Regions from separate parts of the Mus musculus genome. Here region 1 is linked to region 2. Evidence: chromatin loops called from intact Hi-C (ENCODE). Cell type or tissue: heart. All regions are shown on one strand. Each heading gives the region's core, and the rest is flanking DNA. Links, peaks and the distances in the headings are about the cores only.

What was found. Peaks named below come from ENCODE experiments on the same cell type or tissue, not always from the same donor. Only the 100,000 strongest peaks of a DNase experiment are listed, where the experiment ranks them.
Region 1: it touches region 2 in a loop (3-fold over the local background); 2 of 42 quality-filtered maps call a loop at or near these places.

The regions. Positions count from the first base shown.
Region 1 is chr14:57,701,337-57,716,784 of GRCm38, reverse strand. It overlaps Lats2 (large tumor suppressor 2), which reads left to right. Exons shown (of 8, transcript NM_015771.2): 3 at 13,731-13,863. Among named protein-coding and RNA genes, the nearest start is that of Gm26440, 11 kb to the right of the region's middle. In heart, for the core only: no CTCF peak of the experiment used is centred there; DNase peaks (open chromatin) are centred at 7,414, 9,094, 9,554 and 10,834; H3K27ac peaks cover 711 bases.
Region 2 is chr14:57,790,981-57,806,428 of GRCm38, reverse strand. Sap18 (Sin3-associated polypeptide 18) reads right to left here and starts at 8,240. Exons shown (of 4, transcript NM_009119.3): 1 at 8,075-8,240; 2 at 7,832-7,941; 3 at 4,813-4,935; 4 at 1,449-4,507. The coding sequence starts at 8,203. The coding sequence ends at 4,351. It overlaps Mir3077 (microRNA 3077), which reads right to left and starts at 8,005; the gene lies at 7,942-8,005. In heart, for the core only: CTCF peaks have their summits at 8,828 and 9,592 (motif pointing left); a DNase peak (open chromatin) is centred at 8,268; H3K4me3 peaks cover 2,946 bases; H3K27ac peaks cover 2,051 bases.

The sequences.
Region 1 (15,448 bases), core at 4,626-12,625, 90 kb after region 2:
AATGCTCTCCTGCTGTTACTTAGCTGTGGAGAACAAAAAGGAAAACCCTTGGATCTCAGAAGTACCCATCTGTGGTGGCTTTAATGAGAAGGGCCCTCTTAGGGTCATGTGTTTGGATGCTAGGCGCATAGTTGATGTCTGTGTGTGGTAGCTTAGATGAAACCTGGCTGCCTTAGGCTTGTGTATTTGAACACGTGGTCCCCAGTTACTGTCTGGGGAGGTCATGACATGGAGCTTTGCTGGCTGGCTGGAAATGTCACCTTGAGAGTTTATAGCCTTACCCCCATTGCCAGATGGCCTCTGCTTTCTTCTGTTATTATGGGGTCCTCCCTTGGCACTGTAATCCAAAATAAGATCTTTTCTTCTATAAGTCACTTTGGTCATGGTGTTAATCATAACAACAGGAAGTAACAGGACAGAAAAGGACATACCAGCGAGTAAATAGATCATTCCAATATAAACACTACAGGCACCCATAGATGGTGAAGGCCAGGGACAGTAACTGATAAAGCCGTCCTCTGTGTGGTGTGACCAAGGGACCACTTTTCCCTTTTGTGTTTTTCATTTTTTTTTTTTTTTTCAAGACAACTCTGTATAGCCCTGACTGTCCTGTAACTCACTTTGTAGACCAGGCTAGCCTCGAAACCTGATCCACCTGACTTTGCCTCCCAAGTGCTGTGAATAAAGGTGTGAGCCACCACTGCCCAGCGACTTTGTTTTCTTTTAGTAGGCTTTTCCTCAAGCACATTAATTACTACCTGGGTGGATGGGGATAAACATACAGCCCAGGAGCTGCTGGCCACCCAGCAGCCCCTCTGTCTGTGCAGCCCCCTCTCTCATGGGTCTGACCCAGCTAAGCAGGCAAGAAGTACTAAGGGTCACACGATCCCCCAGCATTAGAATAGAGTGTTGTGTGCAGAGAGATTCTGTCTTCTACCAATTCTGTATCCTCATTGATGGTATTACTATAGGTGGGAAGTGCCCTGCCCAGTTTGATTAGTGGGTTTGCATGAAAGAAATATAGCTGAATACAGTGCAGAGGCTCTACCACTGAGCTATAACCTCAGCCCAAGTTACAGCTGAGTAAGGTCACTCATGGAAAAGATGTTCCTCCTTGAACTGGCTGTTTTATGATAAAAATCAATACTTAGAGCAACTCTCGCACTCACCTCCCACCCATGTTTCTGGGTCTAGTGCTAATGCAGGTTTTGTTTTGGTGGTTTTGTTTGTTTGAGACAGGGTTTCCATGCATCGTCCAGGCATAACTGAACTCTGAATCCTTGTGCCTCAGCTTCTTGAGTGCAGCGGTTGCATGTATGTGGTGCCGTTCCTGGCTCTTGCCACTTTGAAATGTGGCTTGTAATGCTCATTTCCGAGGATGCTGGCGGGGTTTGGCGCCTGTTGCAGCATGAGCCCCTTGCTGCTCAGCCTTGCTCATCCTACAGGCCTCTCAGTCCACCATTTCCTTCTTAAGTTTTCAAGGGCTTAGACTCTGCTCATTGACTACATGGCAAGGGTGTAGGATGGATTTTCTAAAATAATGCTAAGGTAGCACTAGATAGGATATTTCATACAAGAGTTGGACGCTTCGCTAACAATAATAAATATAGCGCTCTGTCCTGTATTTTTTGGCTTTGAACTTGACAACAGCCAGCTAGTATTTTACCCCTGGATCTTCCAGACCTAGAAAAAATACATAATAGGTGTTAAAATTCCTGGAGCATGGTAAAGGCTCACTACTAGCAGAGACTGGACCACCCTGCCGTCACTCCTCACAGGGAGGCCTCTTAGCTGAAAGAGCCATCTCAGAAGATGCTGTCTGCTTGGACACTTGCCCTGTGAGGTTTCATCTTAGCTGCCCTCCTTTAATGTGAGTGTGTGTAGTGGCCACATTAAAAATAGGAGTCTTGGAGCTGGGAAATGGCTCAGTCAGTAAAGTCACGCTTGCTGAGCATGTGTGAATGCGTGGGACCCAAGTTCAGATTTCAAGCATCTATGTAAAAAGCTAAGCATGGCAGTATGTGCTTGTAATCCAAGCTCCTGGGGCTTCCTGGCCAACCAATCCAGCTAAATTAGCCAGCTCCAGGCTAGGAAAACCATGGTGGACTGCAATAGAGGAAGAGAAGATGCCCAGGATCCCTGTCCTCTACACACGCACGCGCACGCGCACGCGCACACACACACACGCACGCACACACGCACACCAAAACAAACAAGATATACCCTCACAATGCCCTGTTAGGAGAAAGTGCAGCTTTCCTGTGTGTCTAAGCCCTTGGAACAGGCCAGTAGGAGATATAGGGACTGAGCCAGAGCTGGCGCATGCTGACTGGGGCTTGTGAAAAGGAGCGGATGCTTCAAAAAGTAGCTAAGAGTCAAGAGGCAGAGAGCCTCCCGGGTCTGGCCTGCTTGATGCTTCACCAGTGTGGATCTCTGTGGAACTGCCACACAGCCACTGACAAATTTTTAATGATAATTTTACAAAAGCTTTCTAGAAGCCCAGTGATGTGTGGTGTTCCTATTTCAAGTGTTTTAAAGAACTTTGCTTGTCAAAGACTCTGGATTGCTGGCAATTTTTTTTTTATCTCTAAGCAGAACTCGAGTTTTTTTTTGTTTTTGTTTTTAAAGTAACTGTCTTGAATTGCATTTAAGATAAGCATAAGTCCTTAGAGATCATTTGTGAGAAGAAAAATGTCATGTAGATTGCAAGAGCAGTTTCTGCAGAACTCCTTAGAGGAGAGGGTGGCAGCAGAGCAGGCCCAGGAGTAAAGTCCTTCATGATGCTGAGCCAGGGGAGCAGTCTTGCCTACCGACCTCTTGGAGCTGACCGTGCAGACGTGAGCTGAGCAGAGGGGCACTGCAGTGGCTGGCACCCTCCCTTCTTTCTCCCTCCCTCCTTCCAACTTGTAACTGACAGTGGCTGTAAACTCAGTTTCTGGCCCAGGTTTTTACTGTCACTGAAGGACCCAGCTGGTGCTGACCGACGACAGTGACTTTGCCAGTGTTTATGAAAGCAGTAAGAGTAACAGAACATCTCACGTGTGCGTGCATGTGTGCGTATGTAAACCTATGCATGTGGAAGCCAGAGGACAGCTTAGTTGTCCCTCAGGCCTCATCTGCGTTGTTGTTGTTGTTGTTGTTGTTGTTGTTGTTGTGTCTGCTCACTGTCCTGAAACATGCTGGCCCCGGGTCATTCTGGCCCCGGGTCAGTGGTCTGTTCTCCCCTGGGCTGGAATGTCAAGTCTTGTCTCTACACCTTGCTTTGCTAGAAGGAGTGCTGGGATTTGTTTGTTTGGTTGATTGGTTGGATGGTTGGTGTTTGTGGGTGTTTTGCCTGCGTGTATGTGCATCACCTGTGTGCCTGCAGAGTCCATCAGATCCTGCTACTGAGAGCAGATCTTCTGGAACTGAGTTACAGACAGTTGAGCCTCCAGATGGGTGCTGGGAATCAAATGGAAGTCCTCTCCACGAGCAGCCAAGAGCAGTCAATGCTCCTAACCACTGAGCCACCTCTCAAAGACCTTAAAAAGAAGTGCTCTGTGGCATGTGTTACAGAGCTGTGCTCTTCACAGCCCTTCTCATGCCCACTTCTTATCAAGGCTGTTCACCCATCTTGTGCTTTGGCTTGCTATTACAGAGACAAACCACACCTACTTTGTACAGTAGGACTTTGTACAACTTTCTTCATTGTGTGGTAGCAATTATTCTGTAATGATGGGTGTGGCCAACGCAGCTGATGAGCTGTGGTGACACTTGCACCACTGTGATGAACTGTGGTGACACTTACACCACTTCCCTTCTTCAGTTGTCACACTGAAGAACATTTAAGTGGACAAGTTTCCATTGTAGACAGGAGAGGTACACAGTCTGTCTCTGCTTGTGTGAGGCAGTCACCAAGAGTGGCCATGTTATCTTGGGCTGTGGGGTTTATTTTGCGTATCTTTAATTTGGGGCCAGTTCTCCTTTTTCCATTGTGTCTGTGTGAGCCCTAGCCTTGCTGCTGCTCGCCGGCATCCTGAATATTTGCCAGTGTGATGGCCGCTCACAGGCATCGCTCCTGTTTTGTGAAATGAAGTTTCGTGTTTACTAACAACATGCAATTTCTTGGACTATGTGGGTTTTGTCTGTTAGGTCCTGGGATTGAATCTAGGGCCCTGTACTTGCTGGGGCAGGTGTTCTCTCACTCAGCTCCAGCCCCCATTCAGACTTTACCTGTGTGAGCCTAGAAAACAACTAGTCAGGCTGAGGTTCCGTCTCTTGGCTTGGAAAGATAAATGTCCACAATTCAGAGTACAGAGCACAGGGACCATGCTCACAGCTCCTGGTTCTTATTGTTGTTGTTGTTGTTGTTGTTGTTTTTGGTGGTGGTGGTGGTGGTGGTGGTGGTGGTGGTGGTTCTTCAAGACCAGGCTTCTCCGGGTAGCTGTGGCTGTCCTGGAACTAGTTCTGTAGATCAGTCTGGCTTTGAACTCACAGAGATCTGCCTGCCTTTGCTTCCTGAGTGCTTTGCTCAGTTCCTAGGTCTAAGCATGCCTTGGTCTCGAGTCATTCTGAGGGGTGCTGCCACCCAATGGGAGAGACCCTAATTGTCTAAAGCAACACGAGCTAGACCAAGAGTTTGGTTGGTTTGTTGGGACTGACCAGAGGAGGCCCCAGCAGAGTCTCAGGAGACTCATATGGACCTGTAGTTCAGGGTGTGGACAGACCATGGCAGCTGGATACAGTGGTAAGCCTACTTTGGTGTCGCACCAGCCTGATAGTACAGCTGCTCACCTCTGCCCTCCTGGATAACTCTCCACAGAGTGGTGAGGTTGTTCGTTTTAGTTGAAGATACAGAAGCACAGCTCTCACCTCAAAGAAGTAAAAACCATGTGTTCTGGAGCCAGAACCAGAGTGGCCATGGCCCTGAGCAGAGAGTTAGGCTCCTCCAAACACATGTGCAGCTTGATAATGCTGGCTTGAAGGTTTATGGGAACCAAATAAATAAAGTCACAAACCAAGGAAACATTAGGTGGGCAGAGCAGGAAGATCTCAGCCATTGACCTTAGATGCCATCTGAGCATTCTTAGCCTTTGGATTACAGGAAGTTTGGTGTCTATTTGTACATTCCAAGGGGATTTACCTCGTAGTCACAAAGGTGTTAGCCATACTCAGGTGGACAAGGAGTGGCAACTAAGGGGAATTACACATAGTGTAGGGTATGGCATGGGTGCTGGATGGCTTTTAAGGGGATGGGTCAGGACAGGGGACGGGTGAGAAGGGACTAGAGTTCCAACAGCAGCAGAGACTACTTGTGTGTGCAGTGGAGGGGTGCTAATGGTGCCTTTATTTACTAAGCCTTATTTCCTGAACATAGAGCTAATACAGAACTCTCAGGACAGTCTCATCTCGTCTCCCCACCCAGGAATCCCTGTCCCTGAGCTTATGTTCTTTCTCCACATATGAAAGTCCTCAGTGTACTTTGGATGAAAAACTAGAGGCCCTGATTCAAATAGTGGTGGCTGTTGCCGTGAGGAAATGTGTAGGCGGACCTACACGTGATGATCGTTATTTTGTAAGAGGTTCTCTTCATCCTGGTTCACATGCATCCATCACAATCCATCACTCTTAGGCCCCTTTAACTTCAATGCTTTCATATTCTGTGTTTATACGCATCAGTTTGGGCTCATGTCACAGTGCATAGCATGTCACAGTGCACATGCACAGGTCAGGACAACTCTTAGGAGTTGGTCTCTCTTGATGCCTTGTGGGGATTAGACTCTGGTCGTCAGGTCTTTGCACTAGCATATCTGCCCGCAGAGCCATCTCACTGCCCCAGGCTCATTATTTAAAAAGCCATTTATTTACCTGTCTCTGCTAGGAGTAGGCTCTGCCTGCCTCTCTGCTCTTGAGAACCCACCATGGGTCAGGGTGTGTCCTTCCCGGTGCTCTGTCAGTCAGTCCCTTAACATCTCTTAGGATGAAGCTTGCAGATCCACCCACCCCCTGCCTCCTGCCTGGCCCAACCCCACCCACAGGCTGGGCTCTGCCTCTGGTGCTCTCTCCCTAATTTGTTGTTAGGTTTTCTCTGGTAGGAAAGCCTGGTGTCTGAGTACTTGGCAGGTGGTTTCTAGAACTTTCCTGTGCTCTCCTTTTCTATAGATCTGTGTTCCCTGTGCCTGGGATGCACCTCTCCAGCTCTCCAGTGCTGGCTGCAAAAGGCTTCCTGCTGGTCTCTGTGCCTGAATGAAGATTCTGCCCCCCCCCCCCTTAAAAAAAAAAAAAGAGTTACTTCCACTGAAAGTAAGGTACATGATCACTCACTCTGTAGATTTCGTATGTTTCCTTTGGGGCTTTTTCTTGGGGTAGAGGGCTTGTTTTGGTGAGTCACACACATTAGTTTATAGAATATCTGAGGCCTTGAAGGAGGGATATCTGGTTAGACAGATAAGAAAGGAGGTAGATCCCAGTGGGTGAGACTTCTGTGTCTTCTCAGGTGAGTTGGTGTCACCTGGAGCTGTTAGAGCTGAGGACTTCCTGCTTGCAGCTGTGACGGAGAACTGGTTGCACACACACAGGCACACACACACACACACACACACACACACACACACACATGCTCACACACCCCCACCCCTAAGAGTTCCACTTGCTTAGACCATGGCAATGATGCTTTAGAAAATGCTGCAACTGTGACTGCTGGGTACTGTTAAAGCCCGACTCTCCCTTCTCACCTGAGTTGGTTTTTACTTCATAAAGACTGAAGTGCATTTTTTCACGAAGATTGGATATTAATAATAGAGTTTGACATACCTTTTAAAAATATAATGACTCTGAAGTAAAGATTAGCCCAGTTAATACTCTAGAGCTCGTAAAGACACAGATTGCTAATCCCTGAGCGCTGTTTACAGGTGGGGTGGTAGAAAGCTCTGGCTGTCCTGAAACTCACTATGGAGATCAGGCTGGCCTCTGCCTCACAGAGATCTGCCTGCCTCTGCCTCCAGAGTGCTGGGATTAAAGGAATGAGCCACTGTACCTGGCAGATGAAAATATTTTTCTGAAGAGCAAAATTTGAGTTTATCCAGGTGAAAACTTAGGTGATAAAATCATTCAAAATTCAAGGTCAGCAAGTGGCTGTGTTTTCCAGATTACACACAGAGAAAGCAGTGGTTATCAGTTATTGGCACCATGGAATAAACTATCCTGTGGCTTAAAAGCAGCAGTGATTCGTCCTTGCTTATGACTCTAGTTTGGCTAGGCCCCGCCAAACAGCTCTGCTCTCTGTGGCATCTGCTGAATGTTGGGGTGGAGCTCCGTCCAGGCTGCTCTGCTGAGGCTGGGCGCAGACAGTAGCTCCACTCATAGGTCACTGCAGCATGCTGGCGGGGTCAACTGGGTGCTTAGCTATATGGACCCAAGGAGAGGAAACGGAAACAGCCAGGCTTTGTGAGGGTGAAGCCCAGAACTGACATCGCACTGGCAATGAATAGGCTTCATGCCAGTCTATTGTTTGGAGCAAATAGAAGGCCCTCGGCTTGTGCAGACAGAGTAGGGGCGGGGGACAGGGAGTGCGGGCACGCATGTTTGGTCACTAACATAGCCAGGGACAGAAGAATAGAAATATAGACCCACAACTCCTGGAGTATGCGTGTAGCTGTGTAGAAACTACTAGGGGTTGTGGGCAAGTTTTCCATCAGGTAAAGCCTGAGGCTCTTGTATCTGCCCCTGGTGACGGAGTTTTTCTTTATTCTGTCAAACATCTCTGGAGGCTTATAGAGTTGAAAGGAGCTCATCCAGTTCACTGTTAATCTGGAGAATTTGGGATCATCCATAAGTAGGAGATAAAAATAGCACAGGCTGTTTTTATTATAGCAAGATTTGATGCACGCTAATGTTCTTATCTTCAACAAAAAATTAATGACTTCAAACTGAAACCGATTCAGCTGACTTCTTTTACTCTTTCCACTTAAGCTCTGCTCGAAAGCCTACTGGGTTGGCGCCAGGAGACAGTGAGTGTTCCCACCCTGTTCACATTGACCTTCTGCAAGTGTCTGATGATAGAATTGTGATTGTGGGAGCTTCTCCATGCCTGTGCTGTGTACACCCTGAGAGTCCATGAATAATTAGTCTTCTCCACCTCTAGAAACTCAGGCTGTTTCTAACTCTGCCCGCTGCTCCTCTTTGAGGCGCAGATAGACTGTGACGGGTGGCATTATGAGATGGGCCTTTTAACTATGGCTCAGTTAAAGTGGCCTGAAAGTAAATTCCAAGAAGAAAAATTTTAATATTTTTTAAGTTACTTAGTGTATGTGTTAGGGTAGCAAGTTCCTGTGTGGAAACAGCCTGCCTGAGCTGGCTCTCCTTCCACTGTGTGGGTTCTTGGCACAGTTCAGATGGTCAGTCTTGGTGGCATACCCTTCTCCTATTGAGACATCCTACTGGCATAACTTTTCATTCTTCTTCTTTTTTTTTTTTTTTTTTGCAGCTTTATTTTATGTGTGTACATGTATGTCTGTACACCACATAGTCCCTGGTGTCAGGAGAGAGAGTAGCAGATCTCCCTAGAACTGGGGTCTCTGATGGTTGCTGGCCACTGTGGGGATGCCAGGAAGCTAACCCGGTCCTCTACAAGAGCTACAAGTGCTCTTACATACCTAGTCAGCTCTCCAGCTCATAACTATTCTTAAAAATATTTGCTTGAAAGTGTTTTTTGTTTTGTGATTTTGTTTGTTTGTTATTAATAACTTTATTGGTGCTGACAAGCTGGAAGGTGCCGTTTTTATTAGTGTTTGGTCATCGGCAGGGTTGCCAATTTTTCCTGTTGGTCTAGTTTTAAAACAGATTTCTTCCTCAATCCCCACTAAGTTACCTTTGAAAATATATTTTCCTCAGCAATGTTCAGCATAGAGCCCCGAGGCAGGCTCGAAGGCTGATCTCTGGACTGAATTGCTCCTATCTGGCGCACAGGGGTGGGTGGAGTAGCAGCTCCCTTTCTGTCTCATACACCAAGGCTGCGTCTGTTCCTAGGCTTCTGGCTTTGCTGGAACACGTTCTCAGGGCCATGCTGAGCTCCAGGCTCTCTCTATAAAGCACAAAGGCTGGGAAGATGGGTGGATATCCTGAGTTTCACAGTCCCCTGGGGCCGTATTTCTGTTTAGAGCTGACAATTGTCAGTGGGAGGCCCTGAAACACTGTTCCTCTGTGCTTCCAGAAGGTTCCTGGAAGCAACTTCGAGAAAGGCAGCAGTCAGCCTGAGGAGGACAGCGGGTGGAGCGGGAGACCTTGGCCGCTGCTTAAGCCTCTCTGGCACCCTCCCCTCCGCCCCGGCCTGGGGAGCCACATGCTTCTCTTTGTTCTCTCCATGAAATGAAATCCTTTAGGCTTTGAGACAACATTCACTATGGCCTGCAGACCCAGCCCCTTCAGCCAGTCGCTCCCCTCCTTGGACTGAAATCACAAGTTGTGTGAGAGACTCCGACCAGCAGCCATAGACTGATGCGGTCACGGGAAGACCTAGCAAGGCCAGAGCACTCCCATCCCTAGGTTTTCAGCCAAACCTCAGGGCTGGAACGTTAAAGCATGGGCTATGGCTTTGCTAATGTTTGAAAAATGCTTCCTCACCCGGATGGGTGGGAGAGGATCTGCATAGGAAATTCTTTCCTTCATACATAATAAATTGTCACTGAATTTAAATAACTCACAGTCACAAGGGATGCTAGTAAAACCATTACACTTTATAGCAACTGTCAGCCCAGTCCCTGCATGGCTCTGAGCTAGGTGAACCTGGAAGAAGAGATTCACTCCCACAGCCCTTACTTGTGTGCACAGAGAAAGTGTGGGAAGTGAGCCACAAAAGAAGAGTACTGTCACTGGCGCTTCCAGCGTGGCGGGAGCCTCTGGTGGGTTGGTTCCTGTCCTGTGGGTAGGCAGACTGACAGGCAGAATGGTGATGCAGCTGTAGCAGAGAAGATTCTCTCAGGCACAAGCTAGCCGTGAGGTCTTGCTGGAGCATCCAGAGGGCACCTGAGCCTGCTGCCCAACACCCAGTACACAGCAATCAGGGGCTGGACCTGCAGGACAAGGGAATGAAGAAATGACACCCAGCCAGACACAGCGAAACAGAAAAGCTGACATGGGCAGATCTGGACTCTCAGATGGAGAAGCTGCAGAGTGTCTATTGTGTACAGTTGAACAGAGAGGTTATTGGTACAGATTATAAGGGGCAGGTTTAGCTAATATCAGTAGGAGCCAACTCTATAGGGGAGCAGTGTTCAGGCAGTCTTCATGCGGATAGGAGAAGCTTTGGTGAAAATTCTCTGTACACACTTTAACATCCACACATGGATCCAGGGAGAAGGGTTTGCCATCTCTACAAGCCTAGCCTGGGCTTGAGGTACCCCAGAGAAAACCAGAGATAGGTATTAAGGCCTGGTGAGGGGAGCGCAACACATTGTTTATGTAGCTATGGTTAAAAGGATAAAATATGAAGTATTAGAGGTATTTGATAACAAATGCACATAAATTATTTAACTGTCATCTTTATATTTTCTACCAGAGACATATAAGATGCTTCTGAGAAGGACAGCAGCTGATGTTGAAATGGTCCTGGGACACAGGGACACCAGTGGCCCACTCAATCCCAGAGCAGCCCTAGGTAGCTCATTCCTCAGATGAGCAGATATGCTCAGACCTGGTAGAAGGTTTGAGAAAGATGCACAGATAGATGCTAGGCAGCAGTAGAGTGTGCACACTCATGCACTGACTCCCACTGGTGCAATGTTCTGAGAAAGGAAGGGGAGAGGTCAGGTTACTGTGCTGGGCTCTGCCACACTCGGGTCTCAGGAGACTTCTCGCCATGTCCCATTGTGACTCTACATGTATTGTCCTTGACACTTAGACCTGTGCTCCTGGTAGACTTAGAAACAGATTCTAGACTTCCTTTAGCTCTTAACTAAAGAGCCGAAGGAGGTTGGGGGCGGAAATTAGTAGTAGAGCATTGCCAGAGTGTGTGAGGGAGGGCCTGGGTCCCACCCTGAGCTCCACCAAAGCAAACGCCAGTAAGTATTTGGATTTGTGCAGGAGTGTACATGAGTTAGTGTTTAGAGACTACAGATTTGCTACCCATCAGCGATGGACACATATGCAAAGGGCAGAACTGAAGGTTTTATTTATGAACATGCTGGTTCATGAATGTCACTTGGTCTTATGATTTAAAACATGCCTGCTCTTCCAAGTCTTCGTCCCAGGTTTCATAGACTCCACCTGTCTCAGTCCCTAGATCGGAAGCGCAGGAAGCTCACGGATCTTGAAGTCAGTGGGGAATTTGGCTTCATACACAGGTGGCAAGCTCTTCTTGGTGCTTTTGCTTCCCTGGCTGCTGGCAGGGCCTGAATGGAAGGAGCTTAGGCAGGTAACTTAACCTAAAGAGACAGCCAGTTCACACTAAGCAGCTGGACTGTTAGTGCCAAACGGCCTGTGGTTAGGGGCAGCTCCACTTGGCACATTTTTAATGGGAACAAAAGGCTCCAAGTGGTGAGCTGAGATGCAGTCTTGAGAGTGTGTAGACATGACCTCATCGCATAGCTTGGCCATGAAGTAGGGAAGGTGAGGTGTCATCACCAGGCTGCAGGTGAGGTGGGGAATGCTTCATGTCTGAGCTCTGCTGCTTTCCTACCCGGGAATCCCAGGTGGTGAACCTTGGTCCCGCCACTGTTTCCCAGCCTGCTTCTTCAGCTCTCACTCCAGCCCCTCCTCTTTGTAGTGGTTCCCAGACCTCCGTCAGTTCATCTTGCTTCCTTTGACCTGCAGTCTGTCCACTCCCAGGTCTGGCCGTGACTTTCTGGTGTGTCCTGTCTCAGTTGTCAAACAGCCAGGAACAGAACATCATTTAATGGTAGATGGTTGCGTGGTTCTAGGCCCTGTGGAGTGGGTGGATGAAGCTATGAGGGATGTGGGGTCCAGACTCTGACAGAGTTCTTACAAGTCTTCCTCCCCCACCAGATAGAGTTTCTCTCTGTAGCTCTGGCTGGCCTGGAACTTGCTCTGTAGACCAGGCTAGCCTGGAGATCCACCTGCCTCCCAAGTGCTGGGATTACCCCACCATGCCCAGCTGTTTTCTCCCAGTCTATCTGTTTATTTATTTATTTATTTATTTTGGTTTTTCGAGACAGGGTTTCTCTGTATAGCCCTGGCTGAACTCACTTTGTAGACCAGGCTGGCCTCGAACTCAGAAGTCCGCCTCCCTCTGCCTCCTGAGTGCTGGGATTACCCCACCATGCCCAGCTGTTTTCTCCCAGTCTATCTGTTTGTTTATTTATTTATTTATTTATTTTGGTTTTTCGAGACAGGGTTTCTCTGTATAGCCCTGGCTGAACTCACTTTGTAGACCAGGCTGGCCTCGAACTCAGAAGTCCGCCTCCCTCTGCCTCCTGAGTGCTGGGATTAAAGGCGTGCACCACCACGCCTGGCTCCTCTCCCAGTCTTAAGGAAGTGGACTGGGATAAATGGCCAGGTGTCATCAGGCCTGGCCAGGAACAGTGAGGGTAGTACTTCTCTGTTCTGCAGCTAGACTGACTACTACTAACCAGCCCTCCATGTCCCCTACTGCCTACCATTCTCACCAAAACCTACCCCCTCTCAGTGCTTCTTCTCTTAGCTGCCTGGCCATGTCACCTTCTGCTTCCTTCATCTCTGCCCCAGAGTGCCTGAAGCTCTGCACCCCGTGTTGCCCCCAGCTTCATCTTCAGATTATGTGTGTCTGTGTTTGAAAGTTCCCTTGATATTACAAATAGGCAAAGCCAGTGATAGCCCAACCCTAGGTGGGGGTTCCCTGTCCTATTACATGCGCCTGGGTGTTGCCGCTACCCTCCTGGTGTGCTCCACCTACAGCTCCTTTCTGTCTAGCCCATCAGCCCTGAGTAACTGTCTCCACTTGGATGGGCTTTCCACCTTTTCCAAGTACATCTGTCCTTGAAAGGATCTATGCTTTCCCTGGGTAGACGGGAACCATCTTTTCAATTCACGGTAATGTCACTGCCCTCTCCTGTTGTGTGTTCATTCTGCAAACACTTTTAGGGGACAGAGCTGTATGGATGTGGACAGAGCTCCAGGGGCTTCATGACGACTGTCTTGGGCAACTCCTTAACTGCTGCAGATAGCAGAGGACGTTGTCAACAGGAGGCATTCAGTAAATGTCTCATAAATGTGCCCATCCATGCATTTCCAGGGATCCCAGAGTTAGCACAGAGGTGAACTGGGATCTCCTTCTCTAAGGTAACCTGTCTTCGTAGCTTCAGTCTGGATCCACCAAGCCAGTCACTAAAGTTCCTCCCTCCCTCCCTTCGTTTCTTCATTCCTTCCTGTGAGTGCTCTGTCTGCATGTATACCTGCATGCCCGAAGAAGGCATCAGACCCCACTATAGATAGTTGTGAGCTACCACGTGTTTGCTGAGAATTGAATTCAGGACCTCTGAAAGAACAGCCAGTGTGTTATCTCCCCAGCCCCATCACTGAAGTTCTTTAAAGAGCCTGAGTCTCTTTCAGGCCAACTATCAGAGACCCCGAACATTCTTGACACAAGCTCTTATGTCAAGGTCCATGGTGTAATATGTGCCTATGATCCCAACGGCCATCTCAGCACCTGATAGGGCCCCAGCAGCCACAAAGAGGAGGCACAGGTGGCTTTGTGGTAGTGAAGAAGATGATGATGACGACGACGATGACGATGGTGACATTCCTTGCTTCCTTCCTAGGAGATGGCTGGCAGAGCGCTCAAGCAGACGGGCAGTAGGAGTATCGAAGCTGCCTTGGAGTACATCAGTAAGATGGGCTACCTGGACCCCAGGAATGAGCAGATTGTGCGAGTCATCAAGCAGACCTCCCCAGGTGAGGCTACTATACAGTGTGTCATAGGAAAAGGCTTGTGGTCTGAGAGCAGGAGACCTGCACAAAGAACCAGACCTAGTCAACCCTGGAATTTAACCTAGGTGCTCACATGCCCCGCCCCCATCCCTTTACAGCAGCCTGTGTTACTGTCTAGAGAGTTCGTGTGTCTGCTGAATATTTCCATCTTTCAGGGAAAAAAAGAGTTAAGAGTTGAAATTTTAAAAATCTTTTATTGGGCTTAAGGTCTTTGAAAAGAGAGGCTTATCAATTCCAAAATCACATTTTTTTTTTCTCACATTCAGTAGCAGGCAGCTCTCAAGGCCTGCAGCTGTGAGCAGTGTGTCAGCTTTGGAAGGGACAGGTTGTGATGGTCCTCTCCAGAGATGGAGTAGATGCTCTGTGGTTCCTGGGGCATGATGATGGGTTTATGTACTCCCTGCTCCGTGGAAGCCCTGCAGGAAAGGCTTCCCGTGGTAAACGAGGACATTGTAAGGGCTTCCCGAGGGTTTGCGTTGTGGTGGGGGCTGCACAGTTCTGGTTTCCTGAGACAAGAAATTCCCTCACCAGCTCCTAGCTGGTTCAGGAGTCTGTCCTGAGAATGGTGCTGCAGGGAACAGGCCCAGCTCCGTAGCCACTGTCTGCCTTCTTGTTTTTGGTGTGTTGTGCTGGCCACATTTGCTCAGCCCAGGCAACACAAAGCCCTCCATCAGCTGTAACTCCTGTTCAGTGCCAAGGTTGTTGGGTAATTTCTGTCAGGTGTGTGTTAGCGGTGGGGTGGGGTGGGGCGGGGCTTATCCCTACGAGTGGATAAGACCCCGCCTTTGGACTTGAGGATTCAGGGCCAGATCTAGCAGAGCGGAGGAGTCTGTAGGAGATGAAAGGAGCCTTTGTTCTTTCTAGGCAGCTGCTTTAAATGAGGAGTTTCAAAATGGAGAAGTCGGGATAAGGAAGCAGCAGCCGTCTGTGTGTCTGGGTGTTGGTCAAGAGAGGGACTCTTTGTAGATTTTTTTAAAAAGGAATTTAAAAAATATTTTAATTTTGTTTTTAATGGGAACAGTGCACTTGATTGCAAATATTTTGCAGGGGCAGAATTCCCCCTAAGGCTGGAGTCCCAGGCAGTTGGGAGCTTTCTGACGTGGATGCTGGGAACCAAACTCAGGTTCTCTGCACTTTTACCTTCCGGAGCCATTTCTCCATCTCCTCTCCATCATTCTGTTCTCACTTAATGTTGGGTATAGATCACTTTGTCCTTAAAGAAAGAAACTGCCAGGCAGTGGTGGCGCATGCCTTTAATCCCAGCACTTGGGAGGCAGAGGCAGAGGCAGAGGCAGAGGCAGAGGTAGAGGCAGAGGCAGAGGCAGAGGCAGAGGCAGAGGCAGGTGGATTTCTGAGTTCCAGGACAGCTAGGGCTACACAGAGAAACCCTGTCTCGAAAAACTCAAATAAATAAATAAAATAAAATAAAATAAAATTAAAAGAAAGAAACCCAACAGAGCCTTAATTTGGAAAATAAATGAAAGGAAAATGAATATTTGGACAGTGAGTACAGTTCTGCCCTTTGTTAGGAAAAGTAGACTTTCTAAAC
Region 2 (15,448 bases), core at 4,606-12,605:
CACTTGCTCTTGCAGAGAGCCCAGTTTTGATTCCGGGTACCTACGTGGTGGTTTACAACTATCTATAACTCCAGTTGCAAGGGATCTGATGCCCTCTTCTGACTTCCATGGGCACAAAACACACATAAAGTACAGTGGATAAATCTAATAATTTTTAAGGATCCAGGGAAGAAGAGAGTGTTCTAGGAAATATTGAGAAGGAGACTAGTATACAAAGGGCTAACGTTTCATGGCTGCTGAGAATTCAGAGACTTCGTTTTACTGTTCAGTTTGCCAAAGATGATGTTAATTTTAGACATGAAGTTTGGGATGGACTGAAGAAAGGACAGAAGAGGTAGGGAGTAGCTAGCTCCAGGCAGCCCTTTTAGGGCAGAGGCAAAGTCGCTATACAAGGTTCGTTTCCCTGGCCTTCACCCTCAGCTTTGTCACTTAGAATGGTGATGATACTTCTAGCTCACTGTGGTCCTTCTGGGGAATTTCCCCACTGGTCTTATTAAATGAGATCTGTCTTTACTGAGGCCTAGGTGACTGCTCTCCTGCAATGTGCAGTTTAGCCACACCAGTCTTCAGCATCCTGCCTTGGATCTTAACACTGGCTGCTCTGCCTAGATATTTCTTTCCTGCCTGCTCTCCTCATTCTCTCCTGTCTCTGAGCAACTGACACCTGACATTGTTTGCTCTACACTTAAAAACTTACAACCCAGTTCTAGATTCAACCAAGCAGCTTTGCAGTTTCTAAGCATGCCAATCAGTGCTGGGGACTTTCAGAACCATGGAAGGAGAGCTTGCTTTTCTGAACATGCAGAGGCACAACTAAGGTGACATCCATTGTGAGCTGGTCTCAGGCCAGCCAGCTGTACCCTGCACTTTCCATAAAATGATAAGCCCCCACCCTCTAAGCTAGTTGTAGTTTTGTTATTGCAAACAAACCACCGAAAAGTATTGGAGGCTGGTTCCAGATCCCAGTATAGCTCTTGGGTGTTATACTGTCATACTACATAGGACTTACATAGCCAAGTATAAATTCATGTTCATCTCCCAAATGAGTTACCTGCTGCTGAGAGCCTCTGCCTTGGTCTCATGTTTACTGAACATAGTGTGACTTACTCAGATTTAACTGTCATGTGTGCTTCTAAATGCTGTGTTTATTAGCATATGTAGTTCTTACATTTGAAGTAGGAAACTGGCACTTCAAATGAAGTTGAGCATTAATTTTTTTTTTTTCTTTGTGTGTGTGTCCTACACTGTTTTGCACAGCCCCGATGGTCTCTAAAATCTGGGATGTCCTTTCCTTAGCTCTCACCTTGTTCTGTAACCTGACATTTCTCCCTCCTTACCATCAGATCTTGCCGATAGTACATAAAAAGTTGGGTGAAAGGCCTGGAGTGCAGCTCAGTGGTAGTGGTGCCTAATGTGCAGGGCCCTACATTTGATTAAAACTGCGGAAGTTGTGGGCATTGGTCCCTCTTAGGTTTATTGAATCCTTTATCTGGTATAGCCATCTCACATTTTGGAGACAGACAAGCTCACACCATATCCAGAACTGAACCGTGTAGTTTCAGCAATCCTCTTCTTCTTGACACTTGTCATAAGCATCGCGACATCCTTTTCATCCTTACTCTTGATTTTTTGAGAGGCTTTGTCTGATCTTTGTACTTAAGTCCTTGGCACCTGTCAGTGGTGAAAAGCTTGAGTCAAGTGAATCAGGAACACTGCAAGTTTCTCAAACTGAGATAGCCTCTGAAAGTTCACCTCATTCACATTTAAATTATTTTAGCTGGGTACAACCAGACCTATAAGCCCAACAACAGGATGGTCAGGAATTCCAGTACAGAAAAACCCTTTAAGTCACTGTACATGAAGTTTACTTGGAAGTGAAAGCAGAATAGGGTTATACAACCAACCTATGATGCAGAGTAGAGGGACAGGCTGTGTCCCACTTTGGAAACAGTTAATGCTCACTGAAAACTCCCTGTGCACAAAGTTCTCTATTCCACTGACTCCCACACTGGAATGTTATGCAGCTGGGCAAGGGGGGTTGGTTCATACCTTTAATACCAGCACTAGGGAGGCAAGAGGCAGGAGATCTCTGAATTTAAGGCCAGCCCGGTCTACAGATTTTGAATTCTAGTACGGCCAAGGCTACACAAAGAAACCCTGTCTTAAAAAAATAAAAGGCTCTGCATTATCACCACAGCACCTTTTCTGGGTAAAGACTTCTTATTAATGTGACTTTTTAAGTGTTTAATATTAAAACTGTTCTTTGGCCTGGACGTGGTCTTATCTTACACATACCTTTAATCCCAGTATAGAAAGCAAAGGCAGGTCAGAAATCTGAATTCTAGGCCAGCATGGCCTACAAAGTGGGAGACCCCGTCTCACAAACAAGAGCTACAGGGAGCACTTGTTGCTTATGCCAAGGACTCAAGTTCAGTTCCCTGAAGCCACAGAGAGACTTACAACCAGTTGTAATGCTAGTTCGGGGGTCTGACAGCTTCTGACCTCTGAAAGGTCTGTACAGACATAGTGCACATATACACAGGCAAACTTATAAAGTGACAATCGGAAAAACCCAGAATGTAAAGATGCTCTCTGGGCCACTGAGATGGCTCAGTGAAGGAGTCTACTCTATCAAGCATGACAACCTGAATTTCATCCTCGGGACTCAATAGTGGATCCAGAGAACCAACTTCTAAAACTTGTCCTGACTTCCACACACCCCTTCCCCCAAAATAAATGTAATTTTACTTTGATTATTCTTGGGTTTTTGCTTACTGGCCCTAGGAATTTCCTTCTTTGGGAGAAAAAAAGAATTCATGATTTTGTTCTGAGACTGGTTACCTGGTCAAGATTAAGCCTACTAGAATACTTTTAGAAATTTACTTGTCAACTCTAGGAAATCATAGCCATTGGCAAGTGTTTAAGCCAACAGACCAGATAGGCAGTCACTCTGCTGTTTTTTTTTTTTTAAGATTTATTTTATTAATATATGTAAGTACACTGTAGCTGTCTTCAGACACTCCAGAAGAGGGAGTCAGATCTTGTTGCGGATGGTTGTGAACTGCCATGTGGTTCTTGGGATTTGAACTCTGGACCTACGGAAGAGCAATCGGGTGCTCTTACCCACTGAGCCATCTCACCAGCCCCCACTCTGCTGTTCTTAACCACCTTCGTGGTGGAAACTATAGTCATGTATTAAGATTGGGGTTTGCAATCGTATAGAATTCAATAAAGCAGGGCCAGTTGTTCCTAATGCCCATCATGAGCTAACCAAGCAGCCACACCTTTAGCAGCCACAGGAATCAGTCACTGCAGCTCAGTTGTGCAGGTTTTGTGAGACATGCTTAGCAGTGTGGCTCAGCTGTCCCACATAAGCTAGGAATAGAAATGCGTATCAAAGAGTAACTACTTAGTAGCTTTTCCCTCTCACTCGCCCTCCCTTCAGGTGCATGTGCCAGCATGCACATTACACATCTAATAGGAAACAATGACTTCGGGCTCAGCCATCCCATTTACTCTGTAACTACTACTCTAAAGTCTACTGCAAATGTTTAGCTTTCATAGTTCTCCAGTGAGGTCTCCAGCACTCAACAGGCTGTATTTCCATTCTCGGCTCAAGGTAAGCCTCCCTCATAGCCTAGTTTGGATTCATTTCCTCCCTTCACTTGGTGCCCAGAGGCAAAAAGGGGGTCAGATCCCTTAGGACTGGAGCTGTGAGCCATCATACAGATATTGGGAACAGACCTGGGTCCTCTGCAAGAACAAGTGTTCTTAGCCGGGCGTGGTGGCGGATTTTTGAGTTCGAGGCCAGCCTGGTCTACAAAGTGAGTTCCAGGACAGCCAGGGCTACACAGAGAAACTCTGTCTCCGGGAAAAAAAAAAAAAGAAAAGAACAAGTGTTCTTAACCTCTGAGCCATCTCTCCAGCCCTTGCCACCTACTTTTTCGATCATCTAATGCCACAAACATATTCACCACTTTATACAACCCCATGGCTTTCTTATTTTGCCTCTTTAGGGCTTAAAATGCCCTCTACTGCTGAATAAACCCCTACATTATCAGGTGAGACTCAAGCCTCCATTAACTTTTACACCTGGGCTGATTGAACACATGTATTTCACAATACAGCTTTATACAGAATGCTAAGAGCACTTTTCTTCATATTTTACATAAGGGCTTAAAACATATGGACTTTAATATACCAAAGTACATCCAACTCTAATTCCTAAATAAATGTGTTACAATTTGTTGAAAATTTAAAGGCTTAATGGCAAAGTCCGGGGGAAGAAAGGATTAAGTAAGTTTATTTTACAAACTGGCTGAAAAATAACTTCAAGAAAGTCAATAGACTTCAGTAGGGTCTCATCCTCCCTGACGAAGGCGGCGCCCGATTTGGAGGCGTGATGGCTATGTCCAGATAATCCCCTATTTGGAACTTCTGTGACTGCAGGGTCATGGAGTCATCAGTGCCCTTCCTGCCAGACATGGTGCTGCCAATCTCCTTAACTCTGCAGAAAAGAAAGCCAACGGTTAGTGGACTAGAACTGTATCAACAGAACGGTGCAGACTACAGGGGTGATGTATCTCCAGAATTCAAGTGAAGCCAGATCTGAATATAAGCCTATAGCTACCACTACTGTCACTAAAGACAGACACGAAAGGCATTATCCCAAAGCCAGGCATGGTGACATGTGCTTATAATTCCAACACAGCTGCATCTTATCAGAAAGAGAATATATATGTGTGTTGCTGGGGAGGGGACCTGATTTGCAAAATGCAGAAATAACAGGAATTAAAATAACAAGTCACCTACCGATATCCAGGTCTTTTAAGATCCATAAAAACAATTGCAAAATTGAAGTGTGTGCCCTTCTTTCTGGCTTCTGGGTAGACTTCCTTCACTAAACTAGTCAGTTCTTTCAAGGTTGCATCCATCCTGAATTTTTTGAAGAGATAATTATGATGAATATTAGTATAACAAGGACATTAAAAACAGCAAGTTGTGCATCCAATGAGTCATTCGTAGTCCAGTGCTGCACACTATATGATGGCAAGATGGCCTGGCAGGGAAGTCAGTTTGCTGTACAATCCTGGCAACCTGTGTCAACCCAAATAAGGGTCAAAAGGAGAGAACCAACTTCCACAGTTGTCTTCTGACCTCCACAAATCAAGCATCTCATGGAATGTGTGCACGCGCGCGCACACACACACACACCCCTAATAATAACAAAGAAAAAATTGCCTTGAATATTTCCTGAGCTGTCCTCCATGGGGGAAAACAACATCAATAAAATAAAAATCCTGCTACAAGGGCTTAAGGCTAAGGCCTTGTTCTGAGACTACATAACATCATCTGGCTCAGCCATCTACTTATCTGCAAGTAACCAGTACAAATTATTCAACTACACAAAATAACTATTTTCTAAGATACACAATCTCCCATACATTACAGCATCTGAAAGTGGAGTGCATCCTAGAACCAGTGTGCTACAACAGCATCTTCCTAAGTATATGTAATTTCTTGTTCTCTCATAGAATCTTAATGATGGAGGCAAGGCAAGATGGCTGCTTAGCGGGCAAAAGTGCTTGCTGACAGGCTGACAACCTTAGTTTGATCCTTGGAACCCACGTGATGTAAAGAGAACTGCCTTCCAAACCTGTGCTCTGACCTCCACACATGTGCTACGACACTCCCATACGCCACACATACACAAAATAAATCTGCCAGTGGGACGGCTCAGCAGGTAGTCACTTACTACATAAGCTGGCTGTCCCAAGTTCAATCCCCAGAACTCTCAAGTAAATGTGGATAGAAAAATATTCCAAAAGATGTCCTCTGACATAAAAGCTGTAGCACTTACACAATGCACCTATAACACAAAAATAACCAAAAAAAAATTTTTTTTTAAAATAAAGGAATCCTAAAGCCAAGAACATGAAATGTTAAGACAAACTGCAGGCCCCTTTTACAACTTAAGCCATTATTAAATTAAAAATACTTATCTGAACTCAGAACTAAATACAGTCCCTTGTGCTAATACAGCACAATCCAGGGCAAGGTAACTGAAAATGTAAACATGGCAGCAACAGTCAGTTTAGTTCATCTTTACACTGCTTTTGCCAACAAAGAGGTAAGTGAAAGGCAAAGTTGAAATAGCATTCTGTGCACTGGAACAAACGGCAGAACCCTAGAGAGACACTTCAGAATGACAACCCTGATGGAACGGTACCAAGGAGAGAGCTAAAGAACGCCCTGCAGTGTTACTGTGAACGTTACAAATCTCCACATCGCCGTACTCAATGCATGGAGGGAAAATACCCAGAAGGACCACACTGTCCCCCGTTTTCTGCGCCAGGTATTTATTTCTCCATGTTCCTGTAACAGAACTCAGTCTTTCAGACGGAGGGACACTGTCACTCTTGCAGAAGAACTGAGTTCAACTCCCGCACCAACAGAGCAGCTCACAGCCATTTCTAACTCCAGTCCCAGAGATCTGATACCCACTTGTGACCTCAGTAGGCACCAGGCATTTATGCGGGGCACACACATACATGAAGGTAAACACACATATACATAAAAAACAAATTACAATTTGGAAGATATAATATCGAAACTGACACAAACTATACATACACCAGTGTGCATAGTTCAAGTAAAATCTTATTTTTTCATAACTGTATGTAGTTCACTGTGTAATAAAATAAGTTATAAAACTTCAGACAACTGTTACCTTCTTATGTATTTTTGCAACTAAATTTTACCTGGCCAGAATTCATACTCTATTCTGCAATTAACTCCGAAATTTTATATATCGTTCCTAGTGAACTTCAATGCTGGCATAAACTCTGATTTTCTTTTGAGGCAATTTTTAAAAATTAAACAAGCTTTTACAGTCTGAGTGCCCTAGCAGAAGAAGGGTAAGCTTTATAGCAGAAAGTCTCAAGAGCATATGCTGAAAGGTGTGTACAGTAAACACTACATTTTTAAAGTGAAAAACTTGATTATTCCAAGATTTTGATATCCATGTGGTTCTGGAACAATCTCTACAGATAACAGAGAGATAACCCTCTTTAGAAAGCTGGGCTCACGGAATAGAAAAGCAGCACTTAAGCAAAGTCCGGGCAAGCTGGAAAATTCATTTGTTGGGGGACACGGAATTTTAGTATGTGGAGAGTGGCTTAAATTCAGCCGCTACTCAGTAGTTTTCCCTTATAAATTCAATCACTAGCTCGTGTTTTGGATGGGGGTGGGGGGATGGGGGGTTGTTTGTCTGTTTTCCCGAGAAAGGGACTCTTTTGTGGTGTATCTTACCACCGCAACAAAAATGTATTAAAATTCGCCTTTGCTGCTTTTCCAAAGCTATTACAGTGTCAACCTGACACAATCCAAAGGACAAGCCTGTAACGGTCCTAGCTGCGTGGGTCCTGAGCAAGGCAGGTACTCGGAGATGAAACACTTGGGACAGCCGTCCTCACCGTGCAAACACCAAACGCTTTGACACCAAGGGCCGGGGCAGAAAGGGCTCGGTGTTGATGGTGCTTTTTAATATCTTGGTGCTGCGTGGCTCGAGGCTTCCCATTGCCTCCACTCTGCGAACACGGTTCACTCAACAGCCATCTCCCTCCCCGTCCTCTACCATCTTATCCTACCGCACCGTAAGCTACCTACGTATCCTTTTGTACCGGGCGGCCACACGGCGAGAGCGACGCCGGTCAGTTCACTCTGACCTAACGTTTCATCCCCACTCCCGAAAGGCGTCACACGGCGGGCGAGCCCGCCCTGGCTGTCCCCGAGGACGCAGCCCGCCAGGCCCGGGTCCCGCGCGGCTCACCAGGTGTAGATCTGCAGCTCGCTCGAAGGCACGTTCCCGCGGGAGAACTCGTCCATTCGGTGGTGGCGGCCGTTGTTGGTGGTGAAGACCCGCAGCAGGAGCGGGCAGGTCTGCGGAGAAGCAGGGAGTCAGCCTCGGGCGCGCCATTTGGCCTGCCCGCCCACCCGTCCGCAGGCCGCGCCCGCCCTCCCGCCAGCTCGCCGCTGCTGCCACCTCTGCCCCGCAGCCGCCCGCAACCCGCACCTTCTCGCGGTCGATCGGCTTCTCCGGCTCCTTCTTAATTTCCTCCTGGGTAACGCGCGACTCCACCGCCATCTTCCTCCTTCGGCCCGGGAGACGCTCGCCCTGACCTCCGACCCCTGCGGCGAGCATGAGCTAGTCGTCTCTCGCGAGGAAAGGCACGAGGTTTTATAGGAAACGAGTGGCAAGGCGGGGCATCGCATGGCGCAGGCGTATTTCCGTATGTGTGGGTGCACACGCACGCACGCGCGCGCGTACGTGTTGCCTTGGGGAGAGGGGTGGGGCACACGCATGCGCAGTGCTCTACAGGCGTCTTGATCGTTCTTAGTTGTTTTCTTACGTGCTCACTGCCCAGGTCAGCTTAACGTAATATTTTCATGCGTAGTGATGAAAATGTGTAGCGATCACGAAAAACTTAAGAAAATTCACATGACATGTAAAAATATGAACCAGGTAGTCATAGTGATGATAAACCGACTGAACTGGTTAATATGGACCCCCAGTGCAGAAAGGTACTGCAAGGCCAGCGAAATGATACCTTTTCTGTAGATGATGGGGTAAAGCTGTCTGTTTAGGGGCTATGAATGAAATAGGCTCTTTTTATGTCACGCAAAATTCAAGAGAGGCAAATCCAGCGGCATGGTGATGCATACCTTCACCTGGTCTTCAGAGTGTCAGGACAGTCAGGGCTATGTGGAGAGAGCCTGTTTCAAAACAAAAACTACAAAAGTATCAGTGAGAAAGACTGATTGAAAAAACCTTCATGCCGGCCAGTGGTGGCGCACTCCTTTAATCCCAGTACTTGGGAGGCAGAGGCAGGCTGACTTCTGCATTTGAGGCCAGCCTGGTCTACAGAGTGAGTTCCAGGACAGTCAGGGCTACACAGAGAAACCCTGTCTCAGAAAAAGAAAGAAAGAAAGAAAGAAAGAAAGAAAGAAAGAAAGAAAGAGAGAGAGAGAGAGAGAGAGAGAGAGAGAGAGAAAGAAGGAAAGATAGAAAGGAAGGAAGGAAGGAAGAAAGAAACCTTCACAATATGCTATAGATACTAAAACATAAACCCCATAGCTCCATTTTAAAGCAGTTGCTTTAAAAATGAAATCTAGACAGTAAGCATGTAAGGTTCGGAATGTCACTGCTAACCCAGAGAGTTCGTTAAAGATCTGGTGACTGCTTTTAATAGATTGCTTTACAAACAAATCGGATGTAGTATATCTGCAAAAATTAGACACTGCCAGTAGCAGCTGTTGGCCTTGGCACTTCTGAACTCCGGTGAGAAGGCAAGCTGGCACACACTTTGGATTCTTTAGGGTTCCTTGCTAGTCATCCTCTAGTCCTTACAACCCCTTCTTGCTGATAGACTCTAGAGAAAATCTTTGCTAGGAGTATATCCAGAGACATTATGAGAATGCTCTTCACTTGAGGTTCTTACAGAGGACCAGGCTACAATTCAAAACACCTGTAACTCCAGTTCCAGAGGCTCTGATGTCCTCTTCTGGCTTCCTTTGGGCACTGCATGCATGTGGTGCACAGACATGAAAACAGTCAAAACACCCATACACACAGCATAAAAATAAACAGATTTAAGAGGATGTAGAATGCTCATAACTTCAGACAGAAGCTGCTCCTGTAGCGAGGACAAGCCAGGCCTTACTAAATCCTCTATCTAGGACCTCCTTCCCTAAACTGCTGTGCTCCTAGTCGTTAACAGACCCAAGGCAGGGTGGGACAACACAACTTGCTAAATCTCTGCCTAAATTCCTGTCTTGTACCTTCACTATCTGCTAAATTCAGAGGTCCTCCGCCTTGTAGACACCTCTACTTCTACATCTTTATTATAAGCTGCTTTCCTTACTTCTGGGACGACTGCTGGATCCCCATCATACCGCTGCATCCTCTGCCAAGTGGCCAGATTACCAATCCATCACAGGACACCTCTCTGCCAAATCTGGAGTTTTCATTACTTAAAATATTAGCCATAAGGTGGATCTCTGTGGGTTTGAAGCCAGCCTGGTCTGCAGAGTGAGTTCCAGAATAGCCAGGACTATGAAGACCTGTCTCGAAGAAACACACACACACACACACACACACACACAGAGAGAGAGAGAGAGAGAGAGAGAGAGAGAGAGAGAGAGAGTCAGAGACACAGAGACAGAGAACAAAAGAAAGAAAACAGAAAAAAAAACCCACCAACAACAAAATCCACACCAATGAATTGATAAAAAGAAAAAAAAAGTAAAAAAAAGTTAGGATGTCATTCATTTTGTAGAGTTCTTGCTTAGCATACTCAAGGCCCTAGATTTGATCTCCAGCAATTCAAAAACTAAGCATAGTTGCATATGCCTTTATTCCTTTATCTCCACATTTGGGTGATAGGAAGATAAAGAGTTCAAGTCATCTTTGACTACAAAGTAAATTTGAGGCTAAAATAAATATAAGACACTGCTTCAGAACACAGGAGGGAAGAAGAACTACTCCAAGGGATGTAGTGGCTATTCCTGGTTGTCAACTTGACTATATTTGGAATGAACTACAATCCAGAATTGGACAACTCACCTGTGATCCTAATCTGGAGGCAGAGAGATACAAGTTTCTGACCTAGATTTTGTCATGGAAATCTTGAGATATAATGACTATGAATCCCAGAAGATTAAGAAAGGGAGATCTCTGAGTTCAAAGTCATCTGGGACAAAGAAAGTCCCAGATCCAGGCATGGTGGCACACACCTTTAATCTGGGCCACACATCCTGCTGGAGACCTACATAAGGACATTGGAAGAAAGAAGATTTACTCTCTCTCTCTCTCTCTCTCTCTCTCTCTCCTTCACCTGCTTGCTTTGTGGGACTGAGCAACTGCTAGATCTTTGGACTTCCATTTACAGCTGCTGCTGACCATTGTTGGGAGTTGGACTACAGACTGTAAGTCATCAACTAATTCCCTAACTATATAGAGACTACCAATAAGTTCTGTGACTCTAGAGAACCCTGACTAATACAGAAATTGGTACCAGCATAGTGAAGTATTCCTGTGACAACCTGACCATGTTTTGAGGAGGACTGTGGAAGGACTTTGGAACTTTCAGCTAGAAGAGCCATTGGGATGCTAAGAGCTCTGTGGGGTGTTCTGTAGGAGCTTTAAAGATAATGTTGAGAACGGTGCAGAAGATGGAGGCCTGGCTTGTGAAAATTCAGAGGGAAGATTAAGGACTTATTAGGGCCATTGCTGTTTTTAATGTGAAGATTCTGTGGTTTGGGTTAGCTGGGGCTGAAGAATCAGCTGTGATTAACAAGATACCAAAACGACTACAGCAAAACCTTTGCATTACTAGGACTATTGATGCTGGTTAGCTGGAGCTAAGAAATTAGTGGTGATTAAGAAGAGACCATCATCATTAAGGTGACATCTTCTGGGAAGTGTTTTTTGAGAGCACAAAGAGGCTGTGTTCCAGAGATAGCCAAGGTTGTACTGCATGCTGCAGCAGGAATTGGTAATGTGTAAGAGTCACCCAGGTGGTACTGGTTTTGAAGGCATGAAGGGGTCATGCAGAGCAGCTGAGGCTCGGCACGGTGAGAGGCCATGGAAGGCCATTGGTGAAGGTACAGCCTCAGTTGCAATGGATGGCCCAGGACTGAAGGGGTCATGCAAAGGAGTTGAGGTTTGGCACCATGACCTAGGAGAGGCTATTGGTGAAGCCAAGTTTCAGCAGAAGACGGCAGTATTTTAGAGATGCCAGTACCATGAATGACCACCAAGAACAGCAGCAGCAGTGGAGTACAGTCATCTGGAGCCTAGAAGACAAGGTGTGTGCTACAAAGGGCAGGGCTGGAGAAGTGACCCAGGCCCTTGGAGGAGCCCTGAACATTAGTTGCCCAGACATTGGATGGTTGGAGTTTGATTTTTATTTTGATTGTGACTGTGTCCTGATATTTTTCCCTCTTGAAGGAAGAAAGTATTTTAGTGGAACCCACAGTTAAGAGACTTTTAATTGTAAAAAGACATTGAATTTTAAAAGATATTCTATATTTTAAAGGGATTGAAATTTTAATAATTTGCAAAGACTGTGGGACTTTTAAAGTTGTTTAGATCTTGAGGATGAATAAGAAACTAAGGGTTGAGGCTTACTAGTGTTGTGTTTGTGTGTCAAGTTGACAAGGGGTCAATTGTACTGGATGGTTTTGTGTCAACTTGACACAAACTGGAGTTATCACAGAGAAAGGAGCCTCCCTTGAGGAAATGCCTCCATGAGATCCAGCTGTAAGGCATTTTCTCAATTAGTGATCAAGGGGGTGGTGCCATCCCTGGCCTGGTAGCTCTGGGTTCTATAAGAAAGCAAGCTGAGCAAGCCAGGGGAAGCAAGCCAGTAAGTAACATCCTTCCATGGCCTTTGTATCAACTCCTGCTTCCTGACCTGCTTGAGTTCCAGTCCTGACTTCCTTTGGTGATGAACAGCAATGTGGAAGTGTAAGCTGAATAAACCCTTTCCTCCCCAACTTGTTTCTTGGTCATGATGTTTGTGCAGAAATAGAAACCCTGACTAAGACAAGGGACAACAGCTAAATGACTTTACTAAATACAAGTAACAGGCAAACAGACACACCTACATGAGCAGAAAAGGGACCTTTTGAGACAAGGTGTTGCCATGTAGCAGCGGGTGGCCTAGAGCTTTCAGTGACCATCCTGTCCTTTAAATGGGGCATAATGGGCCATCCTAATAGGAATATGGAAGACCTTGTTGCCGAGTTTGATTTGAACTGTGCAGACCTGGCCCGAGAGGGTTCAGTGGAGAAGAATTTCAGACTGTGGCCTAGAGACTGTTCCTGTGGTGTTTTGCTGAGGAATATTTCTGCCCTTTTCTGAAGGCTCTACCTGAGGCTAAGGTAAAGAGATTTATATTAATTGCATTGACAAAGGAAGTGTCAAAAAAAAAGCCCAGCAGACACTTTTTTCTCTGGTTAAGTCTTATGAAGAGTGTTTTGAACAAGCATAGCAAGTTTAGAAAGGAAAAACTATAAAATATATGGTTCAATTATTAAAGGGGCACCAGCAAGTGAATTGAAAAATAAAAGGACTGAGACAATTGATGTTGGTTAGCTGGAGCAAAGAAATTAGTGGTGATTAAGAAGAGATCAGCATCACTGAAGTGAAATCTTCTAGGCATTGTTTTCTGAGAGCACAAAGAAGCAGTGTTCCAGAGATAGCCAAGCTTGTATCTCATGATACAGCTGGACTTAGTAATGTGTAAGTGTCACCCAGGTGGTACTGGTTTTGAAGGCATGAAGGTTATGAAGAGCAGATGAGGCTTGGCACTGTGAGAGTTCATAGAAGGTCATTGGTGAAGGTGCAGCTTCAGTTGCAGTTGACAGCCCAGGACTGAAGGGGTCATGCAAAGGATTTGAGGCTTGGCACCATGAAGAGAGCCTATGAAAGGCTATTGGTGAAGTCTAGTTGCAGCAGAAGACTTCATGTATTGGAGATGCCAGCACCTACCATGGCATGATCACCAAGAACTGCAGCAGCAGTAGAGTGGATCAACCTGAGCTTAGAGTGCTACAGGGGGCAGAGCTGAAGAAGTGACCCAAGTCCTTTGAAGGAGCCCAGAAGATCATGTGTGGATCCCAGACACTGAAACAAGAAGCTGTAACATTGAAGCTGCCTTGGAGACCCTGAGATTTTCAAGATGCCACAGCCATATCTCCTGAGGAATGCTGCTAACATGGAGTGGAACTCGCCCAGGAAAAGAAGATTGTTGCAGTCAACAAAGATGAAAAAGGAGTTGGAGATCTGAATACTGCTTTGACATCAGACATGGAGATGCAAAGTTTGGAGTTTACCCAGCTTGTTTCCTGTGTGGATTTGGGGATTACAGTTAAGTGATTGGATGGATCTCAGAAGAGACTTTGAACATTGGACTTTTAACACTGTTGAGATTGCTATAAGCTATGGGGATTTTGGAAGTTTGGAAGTTAGACTAAATGTACTTTATTATTATTATTATTATTATTATGCTATGGGTAGGTATGGCCCCTATAGACTCATGTGTTTGAACAAGCCTATGGGGGCCAGGGAGTGGAATGTGATGGTTTGTATTTGCCCAGGGAGTGATACTATTTGGAGGTGTGGCCTTGTTGGAGTAGATGTGTCCTTGTGGGTGTGGGCTTTAAGACCCTCATCCTAGCTGCCTGGAAGCCAGTATTGTGCTGGCAGCCTTCAGATGAAGCTGTAGAACTCTCAGCTCCTCCTGCACCATGCCTGCCTGGACACTGCCATGTTCTCACCTTGATGATAATGGACTGTACCTCTGAACCTGTAAGCCAGCCCCAATTAAATGTTGTCCTTTATAAAAGTTGCCTTGGTCATGGTGTCTGTTCACAGCAGTAGAACCCTAGCTAAGACACATAGACACTTGTTTATGGTGATGGAACTGCTCTGTTCTGCCCCAGAATGATGGTTTCTATATCATCATACATTTTCCAGGCCAGTAGAATACATAAAGCCCAGAGAGACCCTAAAGTAGACTATGGACTTGGATAAAGATAGCACTGTGTGGAGGTAGCTGTGTAACCAATGTGGCCTTCTTGGGGACATAATAACAGAGCAGGTCTAGAGGCGTGGCCATGGCTGGAGTAGGGAGGGAATGTAGAAAAGTCAGATTGCACAGACACAGCAAGCAGGGGTTGGGTGGTCTGCATTCTCTGCTAGAAAAAAAAACACAGCACCCAGAAGCTCGGGGTGTTTATAAAGTTGAACAAGAAGACAGGGTTATTGCGTACAGCTGAACAAGAAGGCGGGGTTTGCGGTGTACAGCTGCATCAAGGAGACAGATTTAGCCAGCCTTGGTAGGAGCAGGCTCTGGAGAGAGAGCAGTCCATAAGTATCTGGGCAGGGAAAACTATGGTTAGACATTTTTGGCACACACTGCAAATGCTTTTGCCTTTGGTCCTCCAAAGAAAGCTCTGCCATTTGCCTCTGGGCTTCACCCAGGAGGAAGAGTTTGCCAGGCCTCCATGGATCTGTGGCTCTGGGCTCCCTGACAGGGCCATGAGTGTTTCAACAACCAACTCTCACTCAGGACGTGACTCACCAGACCCCGGCCCTGCTGCAGGCCATCCTGGCTGAGTTCCTCCGTTTATTTTTGTTTATTATTACTTGATATATTTTTGTTTATTACTGATGGAAGTATCATGCAATTCAATTGACCTAGGTTTTTTTTTCACCCCTAAGTTCCTTTTGTATCACTTTAATTCATTGAAAAAATATTTTAAGATTTTTTTTTTTTTTAAAAATGGTCTCTGGTTATGTGTGAGTGTATACCAGAGGGGTGCAGGTCCTCGAAGGAGCTAGAAGAGGGCGTCAGGCCATTGGTGCTGGAGGTGCAGTTAG